Linked DNA regions of Homo sapiens: all the other regions are linked to region 1. Evidence: chromatin loops called from intact Hi-C (ENCODE). Cell type or tissue: IMR-90. All regions are shown on one strand.

The links. A loop is a pair of places that touch in the nucleus more often than their neighbours do. Peaks named below come from ENCODE experiments on the same cell type or tissue, not always from the same donor. Only the 100,000 strongest peaks of a DNase experiment are listed, where the experiment ranks them.
Region 2: it touches region 1 in a loop (2.7-fold over the local background); 2 of 110 quality-filtered maps call a loop at or near these places.
Region 3: a loop joins it to region 1, with 2.7 times the contacts of the local background. A loop is called at or near these places in 3 of 110 quality-filtered maps.

Annotation. Positions count from the first base shown.
Region 1 is chr9:76,299,173-76,307,172 of GRCh38, forward strand. It overlaps PCSK5 (proprotein convertase subtilisin/kexin type 5), which reads left to right. Exons shown (of 38, transcript NM_001372043.1): 28 at 2,965-3,045. Among named protein-coding and RNA genes, the nearest start is that of RFK, 91 kb to the right of the region's middle. In IMR-90, a CTCF peak has its summit at 3,980 (motif pointing left); a DNase peak (open chromatin) is centred at 3,959.
Region 2 is chr9:76,158,503-76,166,502 of GRCh38, forward strand. PCSK5 (proprotein convertase subtilisin/kexin type 5) reads left to right here. Exons shown (of 38, transcript NM_001372043.1): 12 at 481-669. Among named protein-coding and RNA genes, the nearest start is that of RFK, 230 kb to the right of the region's middle. In IMR-90, no CTCF peak of the experiment used is centred here; DNase peaks (open chromatin) are centred at 3,219 and 4,779; H3K27ac peaks cover 2,137 bases.
Region 3 is chr9:76,177,100-76,185,099 of GRCh38, forward strand. PCSK5 (proprotein convertase subtilisin/kexin type 5) reads left to right here. Exons shown (of 38, transcript NM_001372043.1): 15 at 2,497-2,599; 16 at 4,299-4,492; 17 at 7,574-7,658. Among named protein-coding and RNA genes, the nearest start is that of RFK, 210 kb to the right of the region's middle. In IMR-90, no CTCF peak of the experiment used is centred here; DNase peaks (open chromatin) are centred at 3,662, 4,072 and 4,452; H3K27ac peaks cover 1,114 bases.

The DNA.
Region 1 (8,000 bases):
AGGATGCAGATTCCTCCACCTATCAGACAATGCCTGACAAATCCTCCAGCTAAGACTAAGTAATCAAAGATTGTGCTCGACTCTCTGTTTTTTCAGCCACCAAAAAGTCACTGCACAAATGTATAGATCATCCCCAGACCCTCTCTCCTGGTCACTAGTATATTGTGACAATTATTTAGTGTCCCTAAATGGCAGGAATAAAACCAATATTCAAGGCCGGACGTGGTAGCTCATGCCTATAATCCCAGCACTTTGGGAGGCCGAGGCGGGTGGATCTCTTGAGGTCAGGAGTTCGAGACCAACCTGGCCAACATGGTGAAACCTCATCTCTACTAAAAATACAAAAAAAATTAGCCGGGCGTGGTGGTCAGTACCTGTAATCCCAGCTACTCAGGAGGCTGAGGTGCAAGAATCACTTGAACCCAGGAGGCAGAGGTTGCAGTGAGCTGAGATTGTGCCACAGCACTCCAGCCTGGGCAACAGAGAGACTCCATCTAAAACAACAACAACAACAAACGAACAAACAAAAATATATAATATTCGACAGGCTGCAAATGGCTTCAGCAGTGACTCAAGCATCACACAACCTTGGTGGAAAGGTTCAGGTATGGCAGACCACGGGCTTTGAAGGAAGATGATGGCTTCGGCTGGTTTCCTGAAGCCACTTTTGGGAATGGAAGCACTTTCCTCTGCTACTGTTAAACCATTTGGATTTTCTTAAGTGGTTTCCCCCGGTAGTGCTGGAGAGTCCTAGGAGTAATTTCTGCACATTTATCTTACCTCATATTTCCATCATTGATTAAAACAATGTTATAGCAGGTTCTAATTACATATTCTGCTGATAGTCTAATCTACAGAACACAGACATGGTGAATTAGCTTTGTGTTTGTGACCACATCCTAACAATTTATCACTAGCCTGTCTCTTGATCTTAATTCTAATCCTTGGGGAAAGACTGAAATCCCAGAGTTAGTCACAAACACTGAAAGTCACTCACATGTGAAAAAAAATAAATCGACTTCAGTAGTGGGAAGATACGTTGCCTAATAGTCACTGAACTTTAGAAAACTTCAAAGATGCCATGGAAATCTGATTTTTAGAGAGACTTTATAGATGTGTACAGCTGTCTCACTTAGAAATGAGTACACCATTTTTAGTTATTTAACCTACCAGAACACAGAGTGCAAAAAAACACATGGCACTGGGTAAGTAATTAACTGTTTGGCCAGTAGGACAAAGGAAGCATCTGTATCAGCTTGCCCAGATCGTTATATACTCAGGAGTTCTGGAAGTGGATTGTGAAACCATTGACAGCTTGAAATTAGCTATGGTGGGAGTATTTACACCACAGAAATTGGAAACACTACAAATCAGGTTTTTGGTTTTTCATTTTTCTAGAGACCTGTCTTACCAGCACACCATTATTTTGGCTTCTATCAAATTACTTCAGAATTCAAATTTATTGCTGAAAAATTCTAAAGCCTATGTCTACACCCTCTAGCAGATGCAGGCTTTAGGGCACAGCACACATGAATTCAAATCCCAGCTCTGTGTTTTGCTAGCTGTGTGACCTTCAGTGAGTTACTCATCCTCTCTGAGCCTGTGTCCTTCTCTGTAAAGTGAAAACATGAAACTGCCTCACACAAAGTCATTTTAAGAATGAAATGAGAAAATGTATATAAAGCTCTCAGGACACATATAACACAATAAAGTCTCGTCTACTCCCTAACTATTTGACTCGGTCCAGTTTTAACACTTGAAACACCAGTTTGCTTTGAAAGCAGCATTCCCTGGGTCACAAAAGAAAGCAATATTTGGGGCCATGCGCAGTGGCTCACACATGTAATCCCAGGACTTTGGGAAGCTGAGGTGGGCAGATCACTTGAGGCCAGGATTCAAGACCAACCTGGCCAACATGGTGAAACCCTGTCTCTACTAAAAATACAAAAATTAGCCAGGTGTGGTGGCACGCATCTGTAGTCTCAGCTACTTGGGAGGCTGAGGCATTAGAATCACTTGAACCTGGAAGGTGGAGGTTGCAGTGAGCCGAGATCACACCACTGCACTCCAGCCTGGGCAACAGAGCGCGACTCTCTCAAAAAAAAAAAAAAGAAAGAAAAGAAAGAAAGCCATTTGAGAGGGTATAGAGATAAACAGGGCTCTAAGGGAAATGGCCCTGGAAAAAAAGGCACCAGATAATGGTAAGTCGGGATACCTAATAGGCAGAATCCTGACTTAGCCAAGAATGTATACTCACAAAGATGTTGAGAGCAGCTTTACGATTTTAAAAAGAGAAGGGAACAATCTCAAAAATATAACAAAAGAAAAAAGCTAAATGAATTACCATCCATACAAATAAATATGCAAACCATTGAAAATGATGTTTACAGCTGGGCACGGTGGCTCATGCCTGTAATCCCAGCACTTTGGGAGGCCAAGGCAGGCAGATCACGTCAGTCCAGGAGTTTGAGACCAACCTGGCCAACACGGTGAAACCCCATCTCTACTAAAAATACAAAATACTAGCCAGGCATGGCGGTGCTTGCCTATAGTCCCAGCTACTTGGGAGGCTGAGGCAGGAGAATCGCTTGAACCTGGGAGCCAGAGGCTGCAACAAGCTGAGATGGCGCCACCGCACTCTGGCCTGGGAAACAGAGCAAGACTCCTCGTGGAAAAAAAAAATGATGTTTACAAGGAATGCTAATGACAAGAGAAAATACCTACGAGATTTATAGTGTTAAATGCAGTGTTCAGGGTCAGTCTTATGTGTACAGAAGCTATAAATGATGACACATCTATACATAGATGTAATTATACTCACACACTCAATATGAAGATGAGACATCCATGTACCACAGTATACACAGCAGACATTTCTGGGTGGTGGGTTTATAGGTGAAGTTTATCTTCTTTATCCTTTTTGCATTAAAAAAAAACTAAACACTTTTTTTTTTAATAAAAAAGAAGCTGTGTCCACTGCAAACCTATCTGTGGTGAAGAGCCTGCTGCAGGAGCGACGAAGGTGGAAAGTTCAAATCAAAAGAGGTAACAGGGAAATAGGGAGGCAACAATCACAGCAGCAGAGACTATCTCTGGAGATGGTCTCCGTGGAGAAATCACCCCAAGAAGCTGGGAGGCCAGAAGCAAATGGGGTGCAGAGATGCAGAGGTCATTAGAAAAAGTTGGAGACAGGAGGGGCAATAAACACAACATATCAGTGGGCACTCAGAGGGAAGACTGTGAGAAGTTCCGCAGTGGAGATTTCTGTAACAGATAAGGATATTCGTGACGAGCTAAATGGTCATGGCTGGCAGAGGCTATCAAGAAAAGCCTCTGTCCTTGCAGAACTTTAATAGGCTAAGGAAGCACCTCTGCCTTCCCAGTCACCGCAGCATTGTTTGAAATCACAAAGACTGGAAAAAACTAAGTGGTTACCAGCAGGAGATGAGAGAAATAAAGTCGATGTATTCATACAATAGAATACTATGGAGCCACCAAAAGGAAGAGGTTCTTTCTGTACTGATAAAGAATGATTTCCAAATATATTGCTTGTTTACTTTACAGGCAAGGTGATAAACCGTGTGAATAGATACAGCTTGTATGAAAAAGGGTGGAGAAGGGATTGGGAGAGAGACATCACAGTACATGCCTTTTCTCCATTTTGCACCATGAGTGAATTATGTATTAAATAAAAAATAAATACAATAAATGAACCCCTTGCTTTATATAGTTTAGCTACAGTCATTTCTGAAGAATGGACACTGCACTTTCTGGGTCAAAGTGGTTCTTTTTTTTTTTTTTTTTTTTTTTTGTGGTCCTGTCCAGTCTAGAATTTCCAAAGTTGGAAAAAGAGAAACTATGATCACGGTTAAAATTTACTTGTTGAGATTAAGTCCCCAATCTTTTATGATAAAGAACTCTTGCTGAGGAGGACTTTATGCCCTGCCCAGGCCTAATTGCTAAGTTAACTGCTTGTACAGATCTCCCTCTGGTGGACATATGAAGACATTACAGAATTTTATTTTATTTTTATTTGTTATTATTTTTTAAGGGACAAGGTTTCACCATGTTGTCCAGGCTGGTCTCAAACTCTTGGCTTCAAGCTATCCTCCCACCTTGGCCTCCCAGATTGCTGGGATTATAGACATAAGCCACCGTGCTTGGCTGACATTACAGAATTTCATACCAGGAGTATGCAGTAAAATACCAAATTGCCAGAACGTGAGATACATGTAATTATAAATATGTGCATATTTGTAGATATAGACATTAAAACTTATACAAATATGAGAAAATTGATGAAAACTCATGTCTTTATAAATATATTTTAGTATATACATGATAACATCAAAGGAAAATCAGCCTGAAGCCTGGACATAGAACATTGAAGATTTGCACGGTGTTCACTGTCTGATTAATATTGTTGCCTTATTATTCTTTGAACAACTGCTCTCAGCCATTCAGTGAGCATCTGACTATTAGCAACAGGATTGTTGCTTGCCTTTCGGCTGCCTTCTCTTTGGGGCTGAGTGATACTGCAGTTTTAAAAAGCCCTCGGGGACAGAATCGGTTACTTTGAGAGGCATGCGGAACACCTTTGTGACAATCCTGTGGCCAAGGTGGCTCTGCACAAGGCTAAATTCAGCCCTTAGCAGATGCCCCAGAGAGAATACATCAGTCAATCATCAGCTTTAATTAGTGTATTGGAAAACCAGGGGGCTGGCTGCAGTGGCTCACACCTGTAATCCCAGCGCTTTGGGAGACCAAGGCGGGTGGACCACCTGAGGTCAGGAGTTCAAGACCAGCCCGGGCAAAATGGTGAAACCCCATCTTTACTAAAAATACAAAAATTAGCCAGGCTTGGTGGCAGGCACCTGTAATCCCAGCTACTTGGGAGGCTGAGACCAGAGAATCGCTTGAACCTGGGAGGTGAAGGTTGCAGTGAGCCAAGATTGCACCACTGCACTCCAGCCTAGGTGATGGAGCGAGACTCTGTCTCAAAAAATAAAAGAAAGCCAGGGTAAATTTTTATCTCCAAGCTAGGAAAAAACCAACTACCCAGCCTGGCAGCCTAATCATTTATATCTCCATCTCCACCTGTATTTGCATCTATCCGCATATCTGTGTCTATCCATCCTATCTATGTATGTACCTTTCTATCATCTGTATTTGAATCTAGTTTCATCTATGGCAAGGCTCATCAGCTTTGTATCCATGATTGTCATCACAGAAGCTGAGCAGGCCACCCAGGTATGAAACCAGAGGGAAGGAAGAGGGGAGTAAAACAAGCCTCAGAAAGGGAGTGGAATGGTGGCAGGAGAGAATCAACAGGAAGCTGAAGGAACTACAATTTACTGCGCCCCTATGTTAAGCACTTGACACGTATTATCTCATTTAGTCTTCACAACAATCCTATAAGGGCAGAATTATTTTCTCTCATTTTAGAGACAAGGAAAGTAGGATTCTGAGAGTTTAATTACTGTATCCATGTGCCCCTATGTTAAGCACTTGACACGTATTATCTCATTTAGTCTTCACAACAATCCTATAAGGGCAGAATTATTTTCTCTCATTTTAGAGACAAGGAAAGTAGGATTCTGAGAGTTTAATTACTGTATCCATGTGCCCCTATGTTAAGCACTTGACACGTATTATCTCATTTAGTCTTCACAACAATCCTATAAGGGCAGAATTATTTTCTCTCATTTTAGAGACAAGGAAAGTAGGATTCTGAGAGTTTAATTACTGTATCCATGTGCCCCTATGTTAAGCACTTGACACGTATTATCTCATTTAGTCTTCACAACAATCCTATAAGGGCAGAATTATTTTCTCTCATTTTAGAGACAAGGAAAGTAGGATTCTGAGAGTTTAATTACTGTATCCATGTGCCCCTATGTTAAGCACTTGACACGTATTATCTCATTTAGTCTTCACAACAATCCTATAAGGGCAGAATTATTTTCTCTCATTTTAGAGACAAGGAAAGTAGGATTCTGAGAGTTTAATTACTGTATCCATGTGCCCCTATGTTAAGCACTTGACACGTATTATCTCATTTAGTCTTCACAACAATCCTATAAGGGCAGAATTATTTTCTCTCATTTTAGAGACAAGGAAAGTAGGATTCTGAGAGTTTAATTACTGTATCCATGTGCCCCTATGTTAAGCACTTGACACGTATTATCTCATTTAGTCTTCACAACAATCCTATAAGGGCAGAATTATTTTCTCTCATTTTAGAGACAAGGAAAGTAGGATTCTGAGAGTTTAATTACTGTATCCATGTGCCCCTATGTTAAGCACTTGACACGTATTATCTCATTTAGTCTTCACAACAATCCTATAAGGGCAGAATTATTTTCTCTCATTTTAGAGACAAGGAAAGTAGGATTCTGAGAGTTTAATTACTGTATCCATGTGCCCCTATGTTAAGCACTTGACACGTATTATCTCATTTAGTCTTCACAACAATCCTATAAGGGCAGAATTATTTTCTCTCATTTTAGAGACAAGGAAAGTAGGATTCTGAGAGTTTAATTACTGTATCCATGTGCCCCTATGTTAAGCACTTGACACGTATTATCTCATTTAGTCTTCACAACAATCCTATAAGGGCAGAATTATTTTCTCTCATTTTAGAGACAAGGAAAGTAGGATTCTGAGAGTTTAATTACTGTATCCATGTGCCCCTATGTTAAGCACTTGACACGTATTATCTCATTTAGTCTTCACAACAATCCTATAAGGGCAGAATTATTTTCTCTCATTTTAGAGACAAGGAAAGTAGGATTCTGAGAGTTTAATTACTGTATCCATGTGCCCCTATGTTAAGCACTTGACACGTATTATCTCATTTAGTCTTCACAACAATCCTATAAGGGCAGAATTATTTTCTCTCATTTTAGAGACAAGGAAAGTAGGATTCTGAGAGTTTAATTACTGTATCCATGTGCCCCTATGTTAAGCACTTGACACGTATTATCTCATTTAGTCTTCACAACAATCCTATAAGGGCAGAATTATTTTCTCTCATTTTAGAGACAAGGAAAGTAGGATTCTGAGAGTTTAATTACTGTAGCCATGTGCCCCTATGTTAAGCACTTGACACGTATTATCTCATTTAGTCTTCACAACAATCCTATAAGGGCAGAATTATTTTCTCTCATTTTAGAGACAAGGAAAGTAGGATTCTGAGAGTTTAATTACTGTAGCCATGTGCCCCTATGTTAAGCACTTGACACGTATTATCTCATTTAGTCTTCACAACAATCCTATAAGGGCAGAATTATTTTCTCTCATTTTAGAGACAAGGAAAGTAGGATTCTGAGAGTTTAATTACCGTATCCATGTGCCCCTATGTTAAGCACTTGACACGTATTATCTCATTTAGTCTTCACAACAATCCTATAAGGGCAGAATTATTTTCTCTCATTTTAGAGACAAGGAAAGTAGGATTCTGAGAGTTTAATTACTGTATCCATGTGCCCCTATGTTAAGCACTTGACACGTATTATCTCATTTAGTCTTCACAACAATCCTATAAGGGCAGAATTATTTTCTCTAATTTTAGAGACAAGGAAAGTAGGATTCTGAGAGTTTAATTACTGTATCCATGTGCCCCTATGTTAAGCACTTGACACGTATTATCTCATTTAGTCTTCACAACAATCCTATAAGGGCAGAATTATTTTCTCTCATTTTAGAGACAAGGAAAGTAGGATTCTGAGAGTTTAATTACTGTATCCATGTGCCCCTATGTTAAGCACTTGACACGTATTATCTCATTTAGTCTTCACAACAATCCTATAAGGGCAGAATTATTTTCTCTCATTTTAGAGACAAGGAAAGTAGGATTCTGAGAGTTTAATTACTGTATCCATGTGCCCCTATGTTAAGCACTTGACACGTATTATCTCATTTAGTCTTCACAACAATCCTATAAGGGCAGAATTATTTTCTCTCATTTTAGAGACAAGGAAAGTAGGATTCTGAGAGTT
Region 2 (8,000 bases), 140 kb before region 1:
AAGAATGTGCTGGTGGGTTACAGAGCAAGGGATGTGAACCCCCTTTATGCTAATCCCCAAGCCTCCACTGTACCACAGTAAGTGGTTCTCACAGTGTATTCCATAGATCAGCTACGTCACTATCACCTGGGAACTTGTTAGAAATGCAAATTCTTGAGATCCATCCCAGACCTACTCAATCATACACTCTGGGGCCAGCAATCTGTGTTTTAACAAGCTGACATCAATGCATACTCAGTTTGAGATCTATTACCTTCATGAAGATGAAAGAACCTTGTTCCTTTTTCACCTCTCCCTTGCATCTTTCCCACTAACTGGTAATCCTTTCAGTGACCCAGTTATTTTGGTGATAGCACTGTTGTTTAGTATCCAGCTATCAGCTGCTTATCTTACATTGTGTATTTATTCCATGCCTCCAGGTTCACTCACCTGAGCTCTGTGATGTCATTTGCTCAAACTCTCCATCTCTCTCTGTTACAGGACAATCCGCCCTAACAGTGCAGTGCGCTCCATCTACAAAGCTTCAGGCTGCTCGGATAACCCCAACCGCCATGTCAACTACCTGGAGCACGTCGTTGTGCGCATCACCATCACCCACCCCAGGAGAGGAGACCTGGCCATCTACCTGACCTCGCCCTCTGGAACTAGGTCTCAGCTTTTGGCCAACAGGTACAGCAGTGGTCTCTGCCCACCAGTGTAGTAGTCACAGCGACACTCGGCTATTCCTTAGGTAGAAGGGAACAGCTGCTGCTTTCACCTAACCTGGGAACCAGCAGAGGGGGTGCTTAGATGTCAGGATCTCACTGCTCATAAGTAGAGAGTGTGAAGCTGCCTATAATCTGTAGATGTGGAAAAGTGGGGCATTTAATAGTTGGCTAAGAAAAGGATGCAGTAGAAAAATTGAAGGCCACTTGTTCTTGATCCTACAAAAGAATTGCAGAGCACTAACTCGTAAGGCCTCTGATATCCCCTCCCCCACCATTAAGTATCTGTTGTCATTCGTTACAGATTAACCGAATTCTCTTGCCCAAGCACTTACTTTCAAAACTTAAAGGAAATTCTAATTTTTTAAAGCAGGTGTTAACAGATTTTTTCTGCACAGAGCCAGACAATAAATGTGTTGAGCTGTGTAAGCCAGGTCTTTATCCCAACTACTCAACTCTGCCATTCGAGTACAGAAGCCACCTAGACAATATAAATGAATACGGGTGCCTGTGTGCCAAATCAAACTTCACTTACTGAGAGGCGCAGGCTAGATTTGGCCTGAGGATTATGGTTTGCTCACCCCTGTTTTTAAGGTTGCCTCTTCAGTCCTTTTTTTTTTTTTTTTTTTTTTTGAGAGACGGAGTCTCACTCTGTCTCCAGGCTGGAGTGCGGTGGTGTGATCTCGGCTCACTGCAGTCATCGCCTCCCAGGTTCAAGCGATTCCCCTACCTCAGCCTCCTGAGTAGCTGTGAGTACAGCCGTGCCCCACCATGCCTGGCTAGTTTTTTGTATTTCAGTAGAGACGGGGTTTCACCACGTTGACCAGGATGGTCTCGATCTCCTGACCTCGTGATCCATCCGCCTCGGCCTCCCAAAGTGCTGGGATTACAGGCATGAGCCACCGCGCCCAGCTGACTCTTCAGTCTTTATTGCCCTAGAGGGTATTCAGTTTCGCTTGTTAGCCTCTCCTCCCTGCTTCCTCCAAAACACTTCCCCAGCATATAAGTAACTGTATTTTGTACAGGCCAAGATCCTGCTGAGACAATGTGGCCAGAATGTTCTATCACTCATTTTCTTTTGCTCCCTTGGCTTTTTGAGTGGTTGGGAGCATGGGAGAAAGTTGTTAGCAAGTGGGACCGGAGAGGGGAGATGTCAGCTTTTCTTGTGATCCTCGTTCTCATGGTGGTTCTAAATGACAAACCACAGCCCAAAGCCTAAAGCTTCTTTGATTTTTTTTTCTCTCAGAAGAACATTTAATGGGAGCAAAAACTTTCTTATCAGTGGCATATATAGTTCAAATGAAAGTCAACCTTTTATATAGACATAGCCACTTGTCCACACACCAGGTGACCATGGCAGAGGTGATCTTTGTTAGAACACTAACAACAGGCCAGAGGTGTTGAGAGGCAAGAGGCCCATGAAAGTCTGCACGGCCAACAGTGAGACCGAACTTGCCAGTTGCTTTTAAAAATCCCTAACTTCATCTACTATAGGACAGTGAGAAAAGGAGAGAACAATAACTTTTCTGGCTTATAGCAACTAGGAGTACAGAATCTGATATCTTTTTTTTTTTTCTTTTTTGAGATGGAGTCTTGCTCTGTTGCCCAGGCTGGAGTGCAGTGTTGGCACAATCTCGGCTCACTGCATCCTCCACCTCCTGGGTTCAAGCAATTCTCCTGCCTGAGCCTCTCCAGTAGTTGGGATTACAGGCACACGCCACCACAGCCAGCTAATTTTTGTATTTTTAGTAGAGACGGGGTTTCACCATGTTGGCCAGGCTGGTCTTGAACTCCCAACCTCAAGTGATCCTCTTGCCTTGGCCTCCCAAAGTGCTGGGATTACAGGCATGAGCCACTGCGTGCAGCCCGGAATCTGAAATCTTCATGTGCATTTTATTTCTGTGCTTAGACTTGCTGTGTTCTTTCAAATCTGACGTCTTCCATTAGTGTATGGGAAACCTGGGTTTAGTACTTTAAATGTGATGTGCAGCTTTGCCACAATAAGTGTATGCAGGTGCAAGGAACATAAGGATTCCTCAGCATAGGATCGCTGGGCACTTCCTCATGTCCTCCTCCCACTGCAGACAAAGAGCCCTCAGCAGGCCGCCTGCAGGGTAATTGCAGGTACCTGCCTGAGGTTTCTTTCCAGCAAGCAAAACTTCAGATACACAATTACGTGATTAATGAAAGTCTCTCCAGCTGTGGTTACCGAAGCTAGGGAAGGCCTTTATTTCTTGCTTTTTTTTTTTTTCTTTACCATTATTCATCTGGGTTTAACTTGAAAATGTATCCTGGTGAAATACTGTGAAGTGCAAAGGTTTGCTTCACATGTGTGGATCGTGTTCCCCCGAGCCCCCTTCCTTGTAGAGAAACAGTCCCTCCGCTGTTGCTGTTTGCTTGAAAAACTCAACCTCTTCAGCCTGTCTGGGCTCTTCCTGCATATTCCGCTATTTATTTTTGGCTTCCCCTGAAATGACGTCAGTGAGGAAACTTGTGAGCAGAGGAGCTATGGATTCCATCACAGGCATTTGGTGGATTGCAGTGTTGCTGGCTTCAGGCTCGCATGCATTCTTCAACAGCCAACATCTGCTTTGCTCTTTGCAAAGTGCTGAACACAAGAGTGCTGCGTGACTTGTGTCGGAGAAAAGAAACAGGCATTTCCGACGTGCGGTGACCGGCACTCCTATAGCGCACCTCAGTCTCCCTCATCAAGACCACCTGGGAATAAAGTTTGCTCCCAGAATGTGTCTTCTTGGTCTGGAGCAGTTTCTTCAAGTGTGGCTCTCGTTTATCCTCCATCTCAGTCCTGAAAATAAGTAGCCACTGAAGGGAGGTAGAGAGCCTGGAGATTGGAGGGGGCTGGAGACCCCAAGAGATGTAAAGGATATTGTGAATTCATTTGTCTACAAGCTCTGCAGAATTATTGCTCTGAGCAGCTGACCCTTTCCATGTGAAACAGCTGCACCCAGTCCCAAAACCATGAATGGCCACCTTCCAAGGCCTGGCTCCCCCGTTCCTGCTGTGCTTGACACTGGTAGCGTCCCTCCTACCGAGGCAGCTAAAGAAAGACAGTTTCTTTTGGCACTCTATCCATCTGGAGTATTCTGAAGCTTTCATTTCATTAGAGGAAACTTCTCCTCAAAACCTCTCAGTCTCTGACCTAGTGGCAAGGAGGCCTCATGCCCTCTCACCTTGGCCCCATTTCAAAGCACATTCCCAGAATGGAGAGCTGGGAACAAGGGCACAGAAAGGGGTGGAGAGGAGGTGAAGCAAAGGCCTGCTTTGGTCCTGGTGTCCTTCATGTTGGTATGCAAGGCAGTCCGTCTCTGTGGTGGGGAAAAAAAATGAAGAGGTCAGGTTTTAGAAGGAATTTGCCAGAGATGATTGGTAAGAGCAATAAATATTTCCCCTGCCAGACCCTTGTCTTTTTTTCAGAGAAGTCAAGATTTCTCAGGAGGACCATGTAAAGCAAAGAACAAAGATTTTTTTCTTAAATAAGAATTCTGAAAAGTTTAAAACAATGTTTCCCTAGCAGAGGTGGTTTGAGATGCAGATGTTGGCTTCTTGTGGCAGACTTTTCCTCATTTTATCTGTCCTACCCCTCTGGGGGTAGGGGTGATTCTTTTCATCCCGAATTAGAATTTCCAACACTGCACACTTAACTAGCCTGGCAGCCAACGTGGAAAACTCCCCAAGGCCTTTGAAGCAGCTCCTCTGCTCCATGGCTTACTCACAGCAGGCTGCGTGTTGGCTCCTGGGAGAAGGAACCAGAATCTGGAGGCTCACTTGGCATCACCTCTCCTTTGCAATGAAAAAACCAGAGACCAGACAATGAGGATGAAGCAGAGGGGGAGAGTCCAGAGGACAGTGCTCTCCTTTTCAGTATTGACAAAATATACGTCCTATCTGGGGACCTGAAACTATGGTCACTATTTATGGTTGGCTTTCCAGAAGTCCTCATTTACTTAGACATTTCAGTGAGGAATTTCTTCAGAATTGTTTATCTCCTCACCACAGGAATTCCTTGAAAGTCTGTTTTCTGAGAAGTGCTGAACACGTTGATGTAGTCTGTGTGGGCCGTCTGGAGCCCCTCAGTGGCTCCCTGTCCTGGCTGACGGGCACTTGCCTGAACTCCTGTGAAGAACAGCTGTTGGAGGAGGAACAGTTTCCCCAAGCATCTGCAGGTGCTAAGCGCTGGAAGGCACTCAGCAGCATTCAGAACTCCAGTCCAGCTTGAGCTCTGTGCCCCATTAGCCCGGCGTGCATGCTCCCCTGGCAAGCCCCGTGGATCATTCAGTGGGTGTGTGCCGTGGGTCAATGGAGAAGTCCTAGAATGGACTTTCCTTTGCTCTTCCCCTGCCCTCCCACCCTCTTGGTTCTCCCCTTGGCCTGTATACCCTGCCTAACAAAAAGGCAAATTGAATATTCACAGCAAGTGATTTACTTCCATAAAGAGCATGGAGGTCGAGTGTGTAGGGAGAAGCCAGGTGGGCTTGGGTCCTTTGAAAATGTTTTTAGATGAGAGCAACTTTAGATATAAGCCTATATACTATGACACATTCAAAGTCTGCCTGTGTCAAAATTTTTCAAACAAAAGCTTATCCCAGCAGATTCTTTCTTCAGCTGCATCTGTTAGAATTATAAAAAGCTGTCTTTTTTTTTTTTTTTTTTTTCCTGAATCTCCCTTATTGAGTTTTAGATTTAGCTTAGATGTACTGGCCCTCTGTTCCAAATTTTGGCCTCGATTGAAAGGTGAAACTTTGCCTCCCTTTCTAAATTTAATTACAGATGAATATCTCTGCTTCTAATTATGGCCTTAAATGGAGAGAAGGTATACTTTCTAATCTGCAAAACCTATGGAGTCCTATAATTAAATATATTTTAAATGTAGTGTTTATGCTTCAGTCATTTCTGTCACTTCCCTACCCAAATGTTCAATGACAGACTATTGACATTTGTAAGGCATCATGGTATATAAATGCATCTGTGGGTTGCAGTAAAAATTACACTTTTGCAGTGAATGTTTTACATTCCAGTAACACCCAACCACGTGAACCTTCTTCCTTCATTCAAAAGAAGGTACAGCCTTTGGAGTTAGACAGAGCTGGGTTTTTCTTGACTTCACTGATATCTGTGTTTCAATTTAGAAAGCCTAATTTCCTCATTTATAAAATAGATGTAATAGTATATACCTCACAGGGTTGGTTGGTACACGTATTAAGATCACGTACAGTTACATACTTAGCACAGTGCCTAGCATAGTAAGCACTTAATAAGTGGTAACTCTTATTTACACAGTGCTTCTCCAAGCACCTGGTACATGACTCTATCAAATGCAGTTGGCTGGGTCCCTCTCCCAAAAAGTCTAATTCTATCAGTCTGCGGTGAGGTCCAAGGATGTGCATTTCTAATAAGCTCCCAGGTGATCCTGAAGCTGCCTGTCCACAGACCACACTTTAAATAGCAAGGATTTAAAAGATCATCCAGCTTTTTCATACACATTCTTATTACTTTTGTGTCATCAAAAGACTTGGGAGCAGTATGCTGCTGGATGCTGTGCAAGGAAATTACAAAGGGGCTTATAATATAAAACAGATATTTCAATAAAAGCCATCTACTCTAAAATGAATTAAATCTTGAGGAAGATTAAGTACTTATGTACCCACAAGAAGGAATGCATTTTGGGGTTGGTGAATGAATTGATAATAGCTTGCATATTGGAAGGTTTTTTACCAAAAAAAAAAAAACTTATCATTTTAGGTATTACAGACCTCTAGAACCAGTTCCTTTCTCCTTCTCAATCTTTCTTAAAGAAGTAATTGAGATTAGGAAAGAGAGAAAAAGCAAATAGTATGTTTTAAATACCCTGTATCAGAAGAAATTATTTAAAACTTACAAAAACCAAACATCTAAAGAAAACCAAAAACTCAACTACAGTGGAGCCAAATGAGTTCTTCAAGCTCTACCTTAAATTGTAATGAATCACTTTAAAAAAATAAAAAATAGAAGAGAGAAAAGAGAAAATTTCCAGGAATATTAGCCTGATGTCTAGTTCTGTAGTGGACATAAATACCATTTGAATAGTAGTGGATGATTCTGAAATTAAGATCCATTTACAATTTTAGAAATAATTATATGATAACACATAGCTGTCAGTATTTATAAAACATCTTGTTATTTAGTTGCCATAACATCACAGAAGAATGCTGTGGCCTTGATACATTCACTAGACTCTTTAAGAGGAAGGGAAATAAAGCTTACAGTAATTATGTAAGTTATTTCCTGAGTTAATTCCTCAAAAGGATATACTACACTTGATGGTCATCTTTTCTACCAGGCTTCATCCAAAGTAATTTATTTGGAAACCACTTGCAGGGATAGGGCTGTGGGGCACCATTTCAATAACTGGATGCATAATTTGTGCCATCGCATGCATATATCATTTCATCGAGCACGTGATTATGAAGTCAACTTTGACAGGACAGAATTTCACTGCAAGAGAAGTGGATAAAGGCATGGAGTTAATGTACTTAGGCTTTCAGCACACTGGCTCTGCTTTATTGACATTTTACCCACACTAATAATGTTGGCATGTGTCTGATCTCTTCACTGTTGGCACAGCGTGGATGTTCACGCTGGGCATTAAGCTTTTTAGTTGATAAAAGAAGATCCCACAATTGGAATCTCCGTAGCAGGTGTCCATGGTTCGACACTTGATTGTCTTAAGCAAGTATGTTCTTTGCAATGCAAAGCAAACCTACAAGCTATATTACCTTTTGTTTTATGCAGAGATGCAGTTTCCTTTAATGTTACAATGGTAGAAAATAAGAAGTAGCTGAAGTATTGAATCCAAGTTAAAACACACAACAATGTGTACTTATAAAGGACGGAATGAAACTAGCAATGTAAAGCCCAGTTAGGTGATACAACAACCATTGGTGCCTGTTTTTTTTTCCCCATCAACTCTTTCAGCAAAATGTGATGGTTGTGTTTGGCTGCATTTTCATTCCTCTCCTCAACTCTTATATTCACATGAAATTAATGAACATTCCAACTCTGAATAATGTGAAGAGACCAGGGGGTGGAAAACTGCTTAGCCACATAGACAGAGCTCATTTATGTTTGGGCTTTGAAACACTTACTTGAATTCTGATTTGTGGATATTTCTTCTTGGCAGTCAGTTTATATTTAATTTTTGTGCCCGATGTGATTTGAAAGTGATTGGTAGCAATGAAATGACTTTCAAAGGTGGACAGGAAAGGGTGGAAGGGAAGAAACGTAGGGTCTGCTAATCCA
Region 3 (8,000 bases), 120 kb before region 1:
GGCAACATGGTGAAACCCCATCTCTACTAAAAATACAAAAAGAAATTAGCCGGGTGTGGTGGCACGCACCTGTAATCCCAGCTACTGGAGAGGCTGAGGCACAAGAATCACTTGAACTCAGGAGGCGGAGGTTGTAGTGAGCCGGGATCGTGCCACTTCACTCCAGCCTGGGAACAGAGTGAGACTCAGTCTCAAAAAAAAAGAAAAGAAAAGAAAAAAAAGAACTATAAATACAAGTTTAATGTATCTTTAGATGAGAAATATTTTTTCTTGCAGTTCTGAGGTTTTCCTCTAAATACTAAAAATAAAAGTACTTCATTAACCACCTGAACAGAGTATCTTAAATACACATGTAGTTACTTTTATTCTAAACAGATAGCATCCTAGAATCAATAAACATGCTTGAAATTAAGACCAATTGAGCTTATCAGAGCTGGATTGTATTAGATTTTGTGATGTTTTGCTTTGAGCCTATAGCATTGCTATTTATATTTTAACTAGCAAACTATTTTGTCTTCTCGGATAGGAGAAAGTAGATCCAAAAAACATAAATAGAGTATAATAGTAAGCTGTTACTCTTTATTCATATTTTGGTAATGTTTCCCATTCAAATTTTGGAATGTTGAGATTCAGAACAGTTATATATCTTTGTGGTTTTTCTGATTATATCTCTAAAACATCAATATTGGCACTTGTGAGAGAACCAAGACTATTATTGCATTATTATCCTGCAACCTACAATGCTAAACTTCATCTGGGACAGTTTAAGATGATAAAAGAAACAGCATAGTATGTGAATTTGCCATACAGTGAGAGCCCTTTTGGCAAATATCAAGAATAAATGTTTGGGATTTTTTTTTTTTTAATTCTAGAAGTCATCTGGTGAAAATTTAGGGCCACCCATGACTCCTTTCCTTTGGAGCTGCAATTTTCACCTTCATTTAGAAGTCAGCCAGATTAGAGACACAGATGGCGTTATCATAACCAGATTCCCGTACTGTGTCATTGGATCCAAGGGACTGTGAGATCACAGCTGGCTGAACTTCAGTCCATAGACAGCAGAGACACCACTCCCCTGGTGTACGATGGCAGATGGCTAAAATGTCCCAAGTTGCAGTAGCTATGGAATTTGGAGATCGATTTGAAGCTTTGGGGAAAATAGAAATAAGCAGTGCTGTCAAATGACTCTTGCAGTTAATCAGAAGTATATTCGAGTCTGCAGCATTTTGAAATGACTTATTTCCATTCAGATGGAGAAGTCATCCCTAGTACGTGATTTGCTACATCTAAGCAGGAATTTTTACCTAAGTATCAGGGCCTATGTTGATCCCCTCTCCTCACCATGTGATACTGGGCAAGCCACTGAAATTCTTGGAAAATCAGTTTCTTCATCAGTAAAATGAGGGTATTTGACTACCAGATTTTTCTCTAAGTCATTCCACCCGAGTTCTAACATTTTTTTATGTTTCTGTGATTCAGTTAATTATGAAACATAGTCCCATAATGACTCAAAGAAACCAAGGTGTAACAGTAAGTCCTTTGGGTTACAATAAGTAGATTTTCTACTACCCTTGACTTACTATTTGTACATTTCATTCAATATATTTATTGCTAGTTAAAATCATATGAATTTTCAGTGGGAAAGAGTTTGCAGATTATGAGACCAAATGTTCCAGAATATGGAGAACAAAGAAGAGAATTAAAAACTTCTATAACTAGCCCATGTCATTAGAAAGTTTTTCATCAATCACAAAATAGCTCCATCTTTCTGGCATTTTTTTTTCTTACTGTTCATTATCTTCAGTTCTATACCAAAGAATATGTAGTAAGAGAGATTGGGAACTTTCATCCCAGGTCTGGAATCCTTTAAGCTTGCTTGCGTTTTTTTTAAATTTATATGTCATTTTCTTTTGTTGAATTGCCCATTGGCCTTTGTGTAGGATGCAATTTTAAATCTATTATCTGTGTCTGAGACTGGATGCTGATAAGCTTGTGCCAGGTGCTGTAATGGTGTTTCTTCCTGGCCACAGTATTTCAGAGGTATTCAGTAGCTTTAATGAGACAGGTCATTTGGTCCAGGCGTTAAATAATAATGCTTTTTTCTTTTTTGTCAACAACTTCTCTCTTTTCTACAAATCCAATCTTTTTACTATTACACATACTTAATTGCAGTTGGTTTTTTTCCAGTTGCTACAGTTCATTTGAATTCTCAAATATTTATCTACCACAAGGCAGCCATATATGCTTTGAAGACCAGGCCATGACTAGAATTTACATTCTTTATACCTAGGTAATTGAGGTTGCCTAGGAATCAAAAGTCAAAAAAAGTCAAGAGCTCATCTCTGGACCTAAAGCCACATTGACAATTATTCCTCTGTCTTAAAGAAACTCTCTGCATAAGAAAAAAAAAAGTCTTATTTTTATACCAAATTCAAGGTAAAGCTGACCTGCTCTAAAATCATTTTTCCAAGTATTGTTCTAATGTCTTTTGGAAAGGTCCCTGCGACCCTGAGTGCAGTGAGGTTGGCTGTGACGGGCCAGGACCAGACCACTGCAATGACTGTTTGCACTACTACTACAAGCTGAAAAACAATACCAGGTAAGAGAGGTGCCAAGTCACATCCCCACAGCATGTGCCAGGCATCTTAGGAGTTCCTGCAAGGCTAATACCATGGGGTGTGTGCAGGCCACTGGCATCTTCCACTATTCTCCCACCAGGACCGAAACATAGAAAAGAGGCTGCTGTGCAGGCCGACTGCCTCCCTGTGTTATTCAGAATGGTGAAAACTATATTGAGTTACAAAACGCAAAATGTGCATGTATGCTGTGAAACTGCAAATGTCTTCTCTCACGTTTGGAGGACGGTGGAGGAACCAGCTAAGCACCTGCCCCTCCAGACCTTTCTTTTTTTTTTTTTTAATTGACAAGTAAAAACTGCATGTATTTATAATGCATAACATGATGTTTATATATATATGTGTGTGTGTGTATATATATATATATATACACACACACACATATACATACGTACACACGTTTTGGAACAACTAAATCCAGCTATTTAACATATGCATTAGCTCACATACTTATCTTTTTTTGTGGCCAGAACACTTAAACACTACTCTCGTCACAATTTTCAAGTACACAATAAATTGTTATTAACTCTAGTCATCATGAGGTACAATAGATTTCTTGAACTTATTCCTCCCATCTCACACAAGTTTCATGTCCTTTCCACCCCACTGATGTTTGATTTCATGGCTTCACAAAGATGCCAATGCACAGGCCAAACTGATGCTTTTCCACATTTTCCAGCACATAGGCCATCAGTGTGGCAAAGGGGTTGGTCCTGCTTGATCTCACTCTTCTGCCCTGGGCACTAAGGTGGACCCTGTGCCTCTGAGCCCCTGGTGTCTGCTTGAGCTGTGCAGATATGTTTCCTGGGCAGAGCCAAGGAATGGTGACTGCCCCCATCAGAGTTCATCCTGACCTCCCCTTGTCTCCCACAGCCCCACCCACCTTCTCCCTCCTCCTTCAGGCGAAAACTCACTAAGCATAGCTGCCACACGGTTCCTCCATACTCCAGTCCCCCAGACAGACCCAGACGTGTTAAGAATTCCTGCTGTAAGTCTGCTGGAATTTAAATTCCTTAAGAGAAAGGAGGACTTTGGCTATCTCCCAGCCTCTGTTATCTCCTGCACTTAGCAACATGCCTGATATTTAATTGGTGCTCAGTAAATATTTGTTGAATGGATAAATAAAGCTCTGTGCTTCCATTATGGGCAAACAAGGAAGTTTTTTTTTTTTTTTAAGTGTTCTCATATACAACATAAATTTAAATATATTTATATTAATTTAGACAACAGCATACAACCACCACCACCACTCACACATGCACATACAGGATCCATATGACAAACAACACACGAAAATAGAAGTCACACCTTTTTAAAGGGACCTTTTTGAATAGAGTTGTGGTTCCCACATAGTTTTCCTCTGATTCACCACCATAACCTTCCTCTCTGTAACCATCATCATTTTTCAAGAGCTAGGTGCAAACCAGGAAATGGTTTGACAAGTCCTTGGTAGATTTGGTGTTGGGTAACTGCATTGCTACTTCAGCACACTGTGCAGGAGGAAGTTTAACAAACAATCTGGCTCTCTGGATGTGGTGTTGGCATCCTGGTTTAAAAGTGATTTGGAAGCTGAGCTCAGCCATTTGCTCAGCACCTCCAAGAGAATGCTGGGGACTGGTTTGCTCATGACGCTGCCTTCTTTCTTATTGTTTCACAATGCAGGATCTGTGTCTCCAGCTGCCCCCCTGGCCACTACCACGCCGACAAGAAGCGCTGCAGGAAGTGTGCCCCCAACTGTGAGTCCTGCTTTGGGAGCCATGGTGACCAATGCATGTCCTGCAAATATGGATACTTTCTGAATGAAGAAACCAACAGCTGTGTTACTCACTGCCCTGATGGGTCATATCAGGATACCAGTAAGCTCACTTCAAATACTTGGGTTTTAGAGAAGAAATGTGGTGTTTTCATTTGAGTGACCTCAGGAGGGATAGCCTCTTTGTGAAATCTGGAATTGTGCTTCATATCAAACAGGATCTAGTTCATTCATTTTAAGAGAACCCTTTAGAAGCTTCATGTAAAAATGCTTATAACTTTGTCAGAGTATCCTCAAGACCACCCCCAGATTCAGTGATTTGCTGGGAGTATTCACAAGGCCTGGGGTATAGTCGTGCTCATGAACTCACAGATAGGAGATATTACAGCAACAAATCATCAAAGGGAAAAGGCATATGGAACAAGGTTCAGCCACACAGGGCATATTCACTTCCCCGTGCAACAATGCGTGACGACGTGCATGAAATGTTGTCTACCAGGGAACCTCATTAGAGACTCAGGGCCCAGGGTTGTCACTGGGGGCTGGTCAGACCTGACACATACCAAAATTCCAGAGTCTTCAAAGGAAAATAGGTGTTCACCATAAACCATATTGTTTATACAAACAGTTTAGACAAAGTGAGCCACTCTTTTCAGGGTAGTGGGAACCCTCCCAAAATTCAAGTTCCCAGATGTGCCAGCCATGGGCCAACCTTACAAGCAGATTTGCTAAGGACAACATTCAGGCTGCTCTTTTCTGCATACTGACCAAATAGACACCAGGCCTGTATGATATCAAAATATACTTTTTAAAAAGTTCAAAAAATATGACTGTCTTTTAAGAGTAGAATGAACATTTGTCAATGACTTATTTAACCCACTAATGAGGGAACTTGCAAGGTGACAAATAGGGCTAAAAGATGATCAGGTACTGTAGTCCACCAGGAAAGGCAAAATGGAAATCCTTTTGCTAAGTTGGAGACAAAATTGAATAATTTAATAATTTTCTACATGGCAATACAAGTAGAATTTGGGGGAGTGTTTTTTTTTTCTAATGAATAGGAGTAATTTGCAACTTTACCAAACAAAAATGTGTACCTTAACACAGAGTTTGGGCCCTAATCAGCCATCATTAGCAAACAGACGAAGGTATATTGCCCTAGAGAATTAAATAGTCTTAAGGTAGACCTATTAGACAGTGCTCTAGTGTGGCTCTGAAAAGGACTGCAGTTATCTTTTCCTTTATTTCTGAGTTCTGGATAATTTCTCTTAACAAGGACCTCATACCATGGTATATGATGGCACTGAAATTTCATGTTTTTGCACAACCTAAGGAGACAAAGAGAAAACTCAAGTTTAAAAGAACAAGAGTTATTTAAAATAAAATCAGACAAGAAATCTGAAGTGAATACTCTTGCTTCTTAAGAAGTGAAATTCTCTCTGGTTTCAAAGAGGAGCATTTCTCTGTGAGGCAGAGAGGGTCTTTCAACTTACCCTTTAGGGCAGTGGGTAAGGACTCTGCCTTTCTTGCTTGCCCCAAAATTTAGAACATGAAATTTGACTTGAGGGAGAAAGGAGAAATTGGGAGACAGAAGGGGGCATAAAGAATCCACAGAAATATGCAGTATTCCTTGTGAGGAAAAAAGTCAAAATTCTATCAGGAAGGTTGAGCCTTGAAAAAGAAATTTGATTCTGGAATGTTGTATGACAGAACCAAGGTAATTGAGAGTCCGTTGTTTCCAGAGCCTAGAAGGTAGATAATTAAGGTGTTCAAACTATGACTTCAGCTACCAGGAAGTGTTGATCCAAGTGGTTTGTATATCTCTCTCTTTCTATGTAATTGCCTTATGTTATAGTTTTCCTCTCTAATGAGTCCATTTATGTACAACATGATGATCACATATGATAATGACTAGTAATAATTACTGCCAACACATTTACAGTGCTTAATAGTTCATATCGTTCCCTTGAATAATTAATTTTATTTAACTTCTCAAGACAACCAGAGAGGTGGGTAACATTGTAATCTCATTTTAATGAATAAAAGAACAGAGACCCTGAATTTGCCCACTGGAGGTGCTTAAAGCAGAATGCAAATCTAGGTCATCTGAGTTAAGATTCTATGCATGTGCAGTGTTCTCAATGAGACAGTGAGAGAGACCGTATGATGACTACTGTTAAGATTGTAAGGGGCTTCGTATTTCATGCTCAGAGGCTCAGACTTGATCCAGCAGGCCCTTGCAGGGATCCACTAAGCTGTGTTTCTCTATGGAACCCTGAAGAACATCAACATTTAAAGAGCAGATGGAAGCCCATGAAGAAAGCTTCATTCATTTCTACAAATTCACATGGATATAATCCACTTGCATATCAGAGCAGGTACCAAGACATTAGCAAAATTTTATCTAAGGTAGAAGGACTTTCTTAATATGCCAAATATTTTCCTCCACAGAACAACCATAAATTTGCCAACTTTTTTCAATATGGACCTGGTAGTAACTAGGAAAGCAAGTATTCACAGTATACTTGTTCAAATGATACATTTCTATTCTCCAGAATATAGATTTCTCCAGAATAGAGATATTATCTGAATTGTAATAACATTTATACCAATTCCACTGCAGCTGTAAAGTGCAAGACACTAAAATAGTGTTTAAAATAAACAATGTTAGAAATAAGCAATCCTTACCCTTGCAGTCTTAAATGTAGATTCCCTTCTCTAGTTCAGCTCAACTGACCAGTCCTAAAAGCTATGAGCATGGGGGTCTACATTCCCATTCCTTCGTCTCAGGCATTGCCTTTCAATCCCTATACAGTGATGTTGTCCCAGCTTCATGAGGGGGATTTGCACTGTTGCAAGTTAGGAAACCCTCCTGGGGAGAGAGACTAGGAAGAAGAAGAAAAAAAAAAGACCTATAAACTATTCAACTAAGAATTAGCTAGGCTATCATTTTCTTGTCTGCAAAATGGCAGAGAAGTCTAAGGTGTTTTCCAGTGTTACAGTTCCTGTCTGTACTTGGTTTGCTGAGAAATGATAACAAATAGTGATTCTGTGGCTTTTCCTGCAATTGTCTAGTCAAGGCCATAGGTACTGTAGCATACATTAGCAAGCATTAGAACATCTCTGATGCTTTTATGGAATCCAATTGACCAACTGATTTACAACTTTCTCTTTTTTTTAACAGAGAAAAATCTTTGCCGGAAATGCAGTGAAAACTGCAAGACATGTACTGAATTCCATAACTGTACAGAATGTAGGGATGGGTTAAGGTAAGAGAGTGAAGGATTTTATCAAGTAACACAGCCCAAAGAGCTTCTCAATGTAAATAAAATGAAAAAATGATAAACAAGTAAATAAACAGCTCTCTTATGATCTACCCTGGGTTTGACTCCCATTCAAGCACTTGATTGCTATTTGCATTATCTCTGCTATTATATGTGAAAAATGGGATGCTGTGTTGGCTAAAGAAGGGTTATATCCAAATAAATTCTCTTTAGAAAAGATGGCTCAGATAAAACTCAATAAAAATGGCCATTTGAGAGGCATTCTTTGTGCTTTTTAACCTGCATTGTGCCAGTCAAGGATTACTTTGCAGGTAATACCAATGAATT